Linked DNA regions of Homo sapiens: region 1 is linked to region 2. A link is a loop called in an ENCODE intact Hi-C map of the cell type or tissue named here. Cell type or tissue: IMR-90. All regions are shown on one strand.

Evidence for each region. A loop is a pair of places that touch in the nucleus more often than their neighbours do. Peaks named below come from ENCODE experiments on the same cell type or tissue, not always from the same donor. Only the 100,000 strongest peaks of a DNase experiment are listed, where the experiment ranks them.
Region 1: it touches region 2 in a loop (4-fold over the local background); 4 of 110 quality-filtered maps call a loop at or near these places.

The regions. Positions count from the first base shown.
Region 1 is chr4:5,633,687-5,638,686 of GRCh38, forward strand. All of the region lies in intron 10 of EVC2 (EvC ciliary complex subunit 2), which reads right to left. Among named protein-coding and RNA genes, the nearest start is that of EVC2, 72 kb to the right of the region's middle. In IMR-90, no CTCF peak of the experiment used is centred here; DNase peaks (open chromatin) are centred at 2,335 and 4,825.
Region 2 is chr4:5,788,396-5,793,395 of GRCh38, forward strand. The region is part of intron 12 of EVC (EvC ciliary complex subunit 1); the gene reads left to right. Among named protein-coding and RNA genes, the nearest start is that of EVC, 80 kb to the left of the region's middle. In IMR-90, a CTCF peak has its summit at 2,051 (motif pointing left); a DNase peak (open chromatin) is centred at 2,016.

The DNA.
Region 1 (5,000 bases), 150 kb before region 2:
GGCTGGGCTGAGTAGAAGCCCGAGGAAGGCAGAAGGGGCTCCGGTGCACAGGGCAAAGGCCAGAGCTCCTTCAGGCTAAACAAGGTTGGAATGCTCTATCACCCACCAGAATTCTCTGGTTTCAGTAAATAGCATCACTTGCTCCCCAATTTCCCAAGTCACAGACCTGCTCACCTCCACTTCCAATAACTCACAGAAGCTCTCAAAGGTGACATGCTGATCTCTAGCTTTCTCCGTCTCTCCAGTCCCTTTTACTTATTGTTTGATTTGTTCAGAATCTGGGCCAGAAAGACAAGCATTATTTAGAGCCTTCTAAAGAGGTCCAAGGGCCAACACATGGCATCCCCTGCCTTGCAGGTGCTCACAGCAAAGCCTAGTGGATGACAGCAGGGGCCATGAGGCTACAAGTCAAAGGCTTTTATGTGCATCCTCTTGGCAACTCTGTCAGGACCCTTGCCCATACTAATAGCTTGCCTTGCCCACCAAATAACAATTCAGTCTTTTTAAAAAGCTGATTTTATAACAAAGGATTAGATTCGACATAATGAGTCACTCTATTACAGAGAAATGGTATTCACAGCTGACTTGATCTAAATCAAAGGATGCAATTCACCAACAACCAGGAGGGTGTCAGGACCCTGAGTCTGGGCACCGCAGGGGCATTCCGCTACGAATGACTAGCTGGTGCCCAGTTATGTCGGTTCATCCATCAAAGCGACCTTCTTTTTTTGACAGTATAGAATTTGACAAGTCCCAAACTTCAATTTATTTTAATTAATAGAAATGAAATACGGGGTAATTTCCATTTAGCTTCTCACAGGCAAGATAAAAAGCAGACACACACACAAATCCTAAAATAAAATATTTGGGCCTTTTTTAGAATCATATCTCTGCCGAAGAATAAAGTATGAGGCAATGATGTATTTGTGCCATAGTGAAACACTCTCTAAAATACATGTGGACAGGACTCCCATGCCCACTTCAAAAGGGAGTTCAGAGCCTTGCAGATGTGAGTTCCACCCCTGACCTAGTTCAACCTCCTATGGCAGAGATGAGAAAACTAAGCCCTAAAGCAGGGGAGGCACACCCCTGGGCCTGCCAAACAGGGGAGGTCATGTTTCCAAATGAGTGAGGCTGCCTGGTGTGACAGGCACTAGGAACTACTGGGGAATGGGGCAAAGTGCAAAGAGCACGCCCTGCCTGTAGGGGCAGCCTCCACCCCGTCCACCAAAGGGCTCTGCAGGAATACGGACTCAACACAGCTCAGTCTTCCCATCCTTTAGCTGGAAATCTGGGTTTTCTTAAATAAAAGTTTATATTTTAAATACTGTCAACAAATGTGCTTTTTTTTTTTTTTTTTTTTTTTTTGAGACAGAGTCTCACTCTTTCGCCCAGGCTGGAGTGAAGTGCTGCTATCTTGGTTCACTGCAAACTCCGCCCTCTGGGTTCAAGTGATTCTCCTGGCTCAGCCTCCCAAGCGGCTGGGATTACAGGTGTCCACCACCATGCCCAGCTAATTTTTGTATTTTTAGTAGAGGCGGGATTTCACCATGTTGGCCAGGCTGGTCTCAAACACCTGACCTCAGGTGATCCACCTGTCTCGGCATCCCAAAGTGTTGGGATTACCACACCTGGCCACAAATGTGCATTATAAAGGAATGTGAAAGTAATGATTACTCACCCCCAACCCACTATTGAACTTCTCAATGAAAAAGACTTCAGGGAGATAAGGCACATGCATCCTATGGCTTCCAACACCTAGAAAAGCAAGTGTCCCCTGGAGGGAGTGTCCCATGGAGGGAGTAGGGGGCATAAACCTTAAGGGAGGATACAGAAGTTCCAGTGTGAGAAGCACAGGCCTGCATCAGGCTGGCTGCAGCAGCTGCTGTGCATGTTGACTCTACAGCATCACAAAGTGAAATCACGCTCGAAAGTGACGACTGTGCTGTCATACTCCCCATACTCAGAAAGACAGGCAAATTGTGAAAATGTTTTATAAAAACAAATCCATCAGAAACGGTGAAAATGTCAGAATTCTTGTGCTGAGGACAAAGACTCACACAGGGGTTAGAAAGCCTCAGGCAGCCCAGGGCAAGACATCTGCTGGGCCTCCTCTTTCAGTGGCAGAAAAGCAGCGGGGAGAGCCTGGGTATAGAAGACGAACCCCAGAGGAAGGACCCAGCTCTGAACTGGATGCAGGAAGCTGGATTGCCAGTCACTTCCCCTCCGGGCTTCGGTTTGCCCACCTTCAAGTAGAAAGAGTTCACATTCTGTGTTCTACACCACAGGCATCTTTAAAAATTACATTCAGTTATGAATCATAATAAACCCTTGTCCAAGGTTGACTCAGCGCCGAGCAATGGCTGAAGTACTATACGAGAATTAACTTACTTATACTCACAACAGCCCTCTAAGACCTCAGGCATCATGATTATCCCTGTCTTAAGGATGGGGAAAGGAGACCCAGGGTGACTGGGTAACGTGCCTACTGGAGGAAAAGAGGGAGGAAATAAACCCCAGCAACCTGCCTTCTGTGCCTATATCCCCCAATACTCTCCCCAAGGTTTCTCAATGGAGAAATGCTTTGAGAACTATAAGGCATTATATACGCATTTAAATATTATAGTATGAACAAATTTCAGCTCTACATTAATTACAGTCAGCTCTCTGTATCTGTGGGTTCTGCATCCATAAATATAACCACCTGCAGGTCAAAAATTTCTGTGTGTATTGAACACATACAGACTATTTTTTTCTTGTTGTTATTCCCTAAACAACATTCCCTAAACTATTTTTTATGCATTTATACAAACTATTTATAACTACATAACATTTACATTGTATTAGGTATTACAAGTAACAGAGGTGATTTAAAGTATACAGGAGCATTTGTGTAGGTTATGTGCAAATACGACACCATTTTATAACAGAGACTTGAGAATTTGTGGATTTTGGTATCCATGGGGGTGGGATGGTGGGGAGGGTCCTGGAACCAATGCTTCCTGGGTATCAAGGGAGGGATGACTGTACTGTACTAAACTTTACTCAGGAAAGCTGATACTGCTCCTTTTGCTTTTCTTTTTTAAAACTAATTCTTGGTGGAATAATACATCCAAAATATTTTTATGTATTTTATTTAAAGATGACTATAACACATGATGGATAATTATAAAGCAGTCTGTGGTTTTGTGAGATGGAATCACTTGCATGGACTGGAAGGAAACTAGTTCTATTAAATGCTGCAGCTCAGATACTATTTCTGGAAACAGATTGGTTCAAATAAGGCGGCTGCTTGTCTTTGAACAGAGTGACCTAGGACATCCGGAGTGATGGTGCCTGCCCAATACACGCTGGCTTGCAAGGTGGTGTGGGTGGGAGAGACAGGCTGCAGAAAAGCCCTGGAGAGAGCAGGGTCAGGAAGCCCTGAGGAGGAGAGGGACTGCGTGACAGATGGGAGTAGGGCACCGACCCAGCATCCTATCCTCATGCTCTCCGCATAAAAAAGCATTGCCCCAGGCAGTCTTTTGATAGCAAAGCCACTAGAAACATTCTAGGTGCCCCACAGGACGGGTTCACATGGGGCGCACAGCAGGGGGACGTAACCTCCACTGCAGGAGGGGGCAGTGTGCGCAGTGGTTGGGGGCATGCTGCTGGACATGAGGCTGACTGTCCTCGGGCAGGTGAACCTTCCCCAGCTCAGTTTCCTCACCTGTCAAAGTGAGATCCTCTCAGTCCCTACCTCACTGAGTTGTTGTGAACGCTAAAGAGAGTCAATGGGATGTGCTTGGAACAATGCCAGACACACCATGCATGCTAAGGAAGGATGAGCTGTTATTGTTACACATCGTATTTTTTAAGAGTATTTAATAAAATCAGCAAATGTGTATACTGTGATGTAAAGTGAAAATAAGACATATATACAACTATACAAACTGCATAATCCTTACTTTATAAAAATAAATGGATAAAGCAAAAGGCTAAAATGTATGCTGGCAACTGAGGGCAGGTGTGAAGGCTGCCTGAGCCATCCCTGTATCTCCAGGGTTAGGTATACAATAGAAACTCAACAATGGGCAGAATGAATGATCCTCTGCCACTGAGTTGTGGGATGGGCTTCTCTCTTTTTTTTTTTTTTCAGGGCTTTTTCTTTTTCAGCTTTGGTTCTGAAATCAGACAGCCTTTCTGTAAGGGGCCATATTTTAGAGTTTGTCACCTGAGGTCTCTGTTATGTATTCTTGTTTGTGTATTTGATTTTTAAAACTCTTTAAAAATGTAAAAAAACATTCTCAACTTGCAGGCCACATAAAAACAAGCTGGGTAAGATTGGGCTCATGGGTCCTTGTTTGCTGACCACTGCCTTAAGGTACTGTCGAAGCCTCCCTTATTGAGCATGTATTACGTTTAAAGGTAAAAAAAAATTGGCCATGCGTGGTGGCTCATGCCTGTAATCCCAGCACTTTGGGAGGCCAAGGTGGGCGGATCACCTGAGGTCAGGAGTTCGAGATCAGTGTGGCCAACATGGCAAAACCCTGTCTCTACTAAAAATATCAAAATTAGCCGGGCGTGGTGGCAAGCGCCTGTAATCCCAGCTACTCGGGAGGCTGAGGCAAGAGAATCACTTGAGCCCAGGAGGTGGAGGTTGCAGTGAGCCAAGACTGCACCACTGCACTGCGATCTGGGTGACAGAGTGAGACTCTATCTCAAAAAACAAAAAAAAAAAAATTGTAACAGATTTAGGAAAGAATCAAAAGAGAGATAATGGGATCATTTAGGAGCTGAATCACCGAACAGTGCATTCAATACATTCTTCCTAAGGGCTCGGCTCAAGGATGTGGGATGTTGAGCAGCACAGTCATAGACTGGGCATTACAGGGCAGTGTCGGTGAGGGAGGCTGCAGTGGACTGAATGGTGACACTCCCACCCCCCAAAAAAGATATGCCTAGATCCTAACCTCAGGACCTTATTTAGAATAAGGGTCTTTCCACATGAAATTAATTTA
Region 2 (5,000 bases):
GGTCGTTGGACTGAGAGCCAACAGCTTCCAAATTTACATGCTCAGCTCAGGATCATTCCTGAACTCAGATCTACATGAAGTCTCCATTTAGATGATTGATAGACATGAGAAATGGGTGTGTCAAAAACAGCCGTTGCTCTTCCTGCCAACCTGCCTTACCCACAGCCTTCCTCCATTTTTCTACTAAATTAGGGCAAAAACCTTGGGGTCATCCTCGACTCCTCTTTCTTTCACACCCTACATCGGTGGACAAGAAATCCCATTGATTTTGCCTTCCGTCTAATCCTGAATGTAACCACTATTCAGCACCTCCCCTCTTAGCACCCTGGTCAAAACCACTCTTGTCTGGGTTACTGCAACAGCTGACCAACTGCTTTACCTCCATTCTCAACCCCCACCCAGAGTGATACGTTTAAGACACGCTTGTCCAACCCACAGGCTGCATGCAGCCCAACACAAATTCATAAACTTTCTTAAAACATCATGAGATTTTTTCACGTTTGTTTTAGCTCCTGAGCTGTCATTCGTGTTAGTGCATTCTGTGTGTGGCCCAAGTCAGTTCTTCCAGTGTGGCCCGGGGAAGTCAAAAGATTGGACGTCCCTGTTTTAAGACATCCTGTATGCCACTAATTTTTAGGATACATATTTAAAAATATTTTAACATCCCTGAAATCAAGATACACTTTAATTGGCAGTGACTTTTCTCTGTTAGTGATACTGGAAATAATTGGGCATCTTACAGTCGTCAGCACAATAGATTTGATAGGGAACACTAAGTCACATCGTGTTGCTTCTCTGCAGAACCCCCAATGGCTTCTCATTTCACACAGCATGAAAGTCAGAGTCCTCGCCACACTCTGCAAAGCCCACCATGTCAGGCCCTGGCTGCCCTCTGACCGCAACTGCATGCTGCCCCCAGCCCCAGTGGTTCCTTGCACTCCTCTGGCTTTCTGGGCACGTTCCTGCCTTACTCTGTCCTGCTCCTGGTCTTTGCTCCATGTCACCTTCACAGCAAGGCCTACTCTGACCATGCTGTTTAAAACTGCAATGCCCCCCTCACCCCCAGCACTCCAGTGTTTGCCTCGGGAGTTGATTGTAGAGTCCACCCCACCTAAAAACCCTCCCTGTTTCTAGGAGGACACTAACAAACTTTCAGCACATGCTAGGCATCAATCAATAGATCTTTCCCTTTCTCCCCATAATACATGAGAGTTTGAAACAAAGAGTAAAACTTACTTGAGGCCACAAAATGACCTGGTAGCAATGACCAGCACTCTAGCCCGAGGAAGCACCTCTTCTGAATGTAAGCATTTACAAGCCTGCATTTGATAATGCTGAAGAGGTTTATGTAACAGCTGCAGGCACCATCTGGTCCAGAGATCTTGACCTTATCGATCATCATCGAATCCTGTTGCTAGTTTAAGCTGCATTCTCAAAACACGCAGCAAAGACCCCTATATACTTTAGTGGCAATGCAGACTCACCTTTCAAAGAATCAAGACTGGCCAAGCATGGTGGATCACGCCTGTAATCCCAGCACCTTGGGAGGCCAAGGCAGGTAGATCACCTGAGATCAAGAGTTCGAGACCAGCCTGGCCTACATAGCGAAACCCCATCTCTACTAAAAATACAAAAATGAGTCGGGCATGGTGACATGCACCAGTAATCCCAGCTACTTGGGAGACTGAGGCAGGAGAATCCCTTGAACTCGGGAAGCGGAGGTTGCAGCGAGCTGAGATCATAGCACCTCACTCCAGCCTGGGTGACAGAGTGAGACTCCATCTCAAAAAAAAAAAAAAAGACAACGATGACTGTGCAGAATTTTCTAGAATATTCTGGTTTCCCTAGCACTCCAATAGATTATTGTAAACTCCTTACAAGAGGAATCAGAGATGGGAGTTAATGAAATGTTCCAGATAGCACAGTGTAGTTTTGTGAGAGTTAAGTGCAAGTGTTATGAATCACAGCATCCACCAGAACTGAAGTCTAGGCTGCAAGTGCTTCTGTCCAGGCCTCTGTGTTTAATCTGCATTCCAAATGCAGCGTGCGCCATCTCCAGGATGCCAGAGGTACAGCCTTTTACAAAGCCATGGAAAAGGGACTGACTCTCACCTTAAGGATGGAGTCCTTGGTTGTAGCATGGTCTTGCTGACTTAGGTGCATCTGGTGATGTGAGATCGTCAGGGAGGAGCATGGTGGATTTAGAAAATATTGGAGCTTTGGAGACAGAAAGATGCAGATTTCAGTTCCTGCCCCACTGTTTATTAGCTGTGTGACCTTGGACCTCATTAGAATGGGCTTTGTAATGTGTGTTCTTTTAAAAACAGAGGAGATTAATAGCCCTAAAAACAAGACACTGTGAAACAAAACAAGACACTGAAAAAATATACTTTATGAATGAAAATTATAGTAATGAGGCTGGGAGTGGTAGCTCATGCCTGTAATCTCAGCACTTTGGGAGGCCGAGGCAGATGGATCACTTGAGGTCAGGAGTTCAAGACCAGCCTGTCCAACATGGTGAAACCCTGTCTCTACTAAAAATACAAAACATTAACTGGGCGTGGTGGCGGGTGCCTGTAATCCCAGCTACTCCAGAGGCTGAGGCAGGAGAATCGCTTGAACCCGGGAGGTGAAGCTTGCAGTGAGCCGAGATCTCACAGGAGATCACTTAGCCTGGGCAACAGAGCAAGACTCCATCTCAAAAAGAAAAAAAGAAAATTATAGTAATGAAAACAGAAATCTAATTGGATTAGTTAATGGAATAGCAGATTAAATTGTGGCTAAAGAAACAATGTGCGAACTAGAAGATAAATGTGAGAAGGTGGTCCTGGAACACAGCTCAGAGATCTAAAGAGATGGAAAATATAGAAGAAGAGACATGGAGAATAGGATGACAAAATCCTATAGGAGTAGAAGGTATCTAATTCTGAAGAAATAAAATAGACAATTTTCAAAACAGTAAGTGAGAACAGAGGGAGTGAGAGGGAAATAAGAAATAATATTGGGCAAAGGAACATTGATGATTCAAACAATGAACTGAAGAGTTTAGAAAGGAGCGCTTTAGATGAAGAGTTTAGAAAACAGCGCAGAACCAAAATAATGAAGAGCAGTATCCAGGAAGGCAGAGAGAACACTGGAATCTTATTTCTCCTTCTAGTCTGGAGGAGGGCAGAAGTATGAACTTTATATTTACAAATTAAATATACAACTTAAAAACTGAAGAGTAATCACCTGGGAGAGAAAAGAATAGCCCCTCCCATCCAGGAGCCAGCTTGTTACTCACAGCTGGGCCTGGGTGTTCTCCTATTGAACAACCAACCACCGAGCATCCACATGATGAGGCCCCTCTGTTACATGAAAGATGGAGCCAAAAATGAGACCACCCTGCCACCATACCTGAACACAGACCCAACGTGAACACTGTCCAACTCCCCACCCCTGAAATGCCCAGACACCCCGCCCTGGCTGAGCCAAGCCTGGCTTCATTAAGCCCTCCCCAGCCCACACCTGGGCCTTTCTAACCCCTCTACACATTCTCCCTTGCTGCATCAAGTGATAACCCAATCTGTTCAGCCTTAGGGGAGCTCTGATGGCCTGTGCAGTGCATTGACAGAGTAAAATAACTAAGCAGAATATGTGACTTCCAAGGTAGAGAAAAAAGTATTCCAAAATGCAGGTTAGACACCTAAAAAATGATGAATCCAATAAAAGAGAAAAACATTGGGAAGAATGCACATTTCATAATATCTAGAAAAGACAAGATTAGATGGTGGGAAATAAGTCCAAGCATCCCATTAGTCACAATAAATACTAGCAGATCCATTCAGATTGCTAAAAAACACATTTCCTAATCTAGCTATGTGGCATTACAGGAGACACAGCTAGATCATCAAAAGTTAGAAAGTCAAGTTAAGGAAAACAATATCCCAGGCAAATATCCACCAAAAGAGAGTGCATGATACTAAGATCTGATGAATTATACTTTAGGCAGAAAACTTTTTTTAGGGATAAAGAGAGTCATTGCATAGTGTAAGAGGAACATACAACAATTTAGCCACAAAACACATGAAGCAAAATTGGACAGACTTGAAAGACAAACAAATTGAAACCATGATGGAAGACTTTAATACCCCACCTCACAGAAAATAACAGACCGATCAGACCGTAAGTCAGGCCGTGAAAAGATCTGTTCTGAACAACACAGTCAGTTAGGATGAGCAGACGCTCCTACATCGAATTTTATGCACCATATTTATGGATAATATGAATGTCTCTATTGAAAAGCCAAAAGGATCTACAAACTGTCACAACTATGAAGATTGCTCTGAAATGTCACCATATACGAAATCAGTATCCCAAACCAGTAGATTTCCTCCATACCAGCAACACCCAGTGACAAAGAAAGATCATCTTCAGAATAAAAGCCACAAGGTACCTAAAAATAAGTTGACCAATGTGTATAAGGGCTTAAGGGAGACGTTTATAGAATGTCATTGAAGGCATGAAGAAAAATGAGAGAAATGGCATGTTTTGGGGTGGAAAACTCAGTTTTCCAAAGATGGCGATTCTCTCCAAATTGATCTGTAAAATCAACCCAATTATGAGAAAATTCCAAAGAGTCTTTTTTCCCCTAAACTTGACCAGCTGATCCTAAAAGTCATATGAAAGGAAAAGCAACCAAGAATAGCTCAGGCAGCTTTGAACAAGAGGATAAGGCAGGACCTACCCTCGCTGCATTGATATTTAATTGCTACATTAGTAAGCATGGTATTGGTGCGGAAATAAACACACCAATAGAACAAAGTACAGAAGCTGGGACAAGATGTGTGTGTATATGTTAATTATACAAGACAAAGTGGCGTTAGAGGAAAGCCAGAAAAAAAATAAATTATTTAATAAACACTGTTGGGACAATTAGTTATCCATTTATCCAGAGAAAATTAGATCCCTTCCTTACTCCACAGAAAATAAATTTTAGATACTTCAATTTAGAATATTTA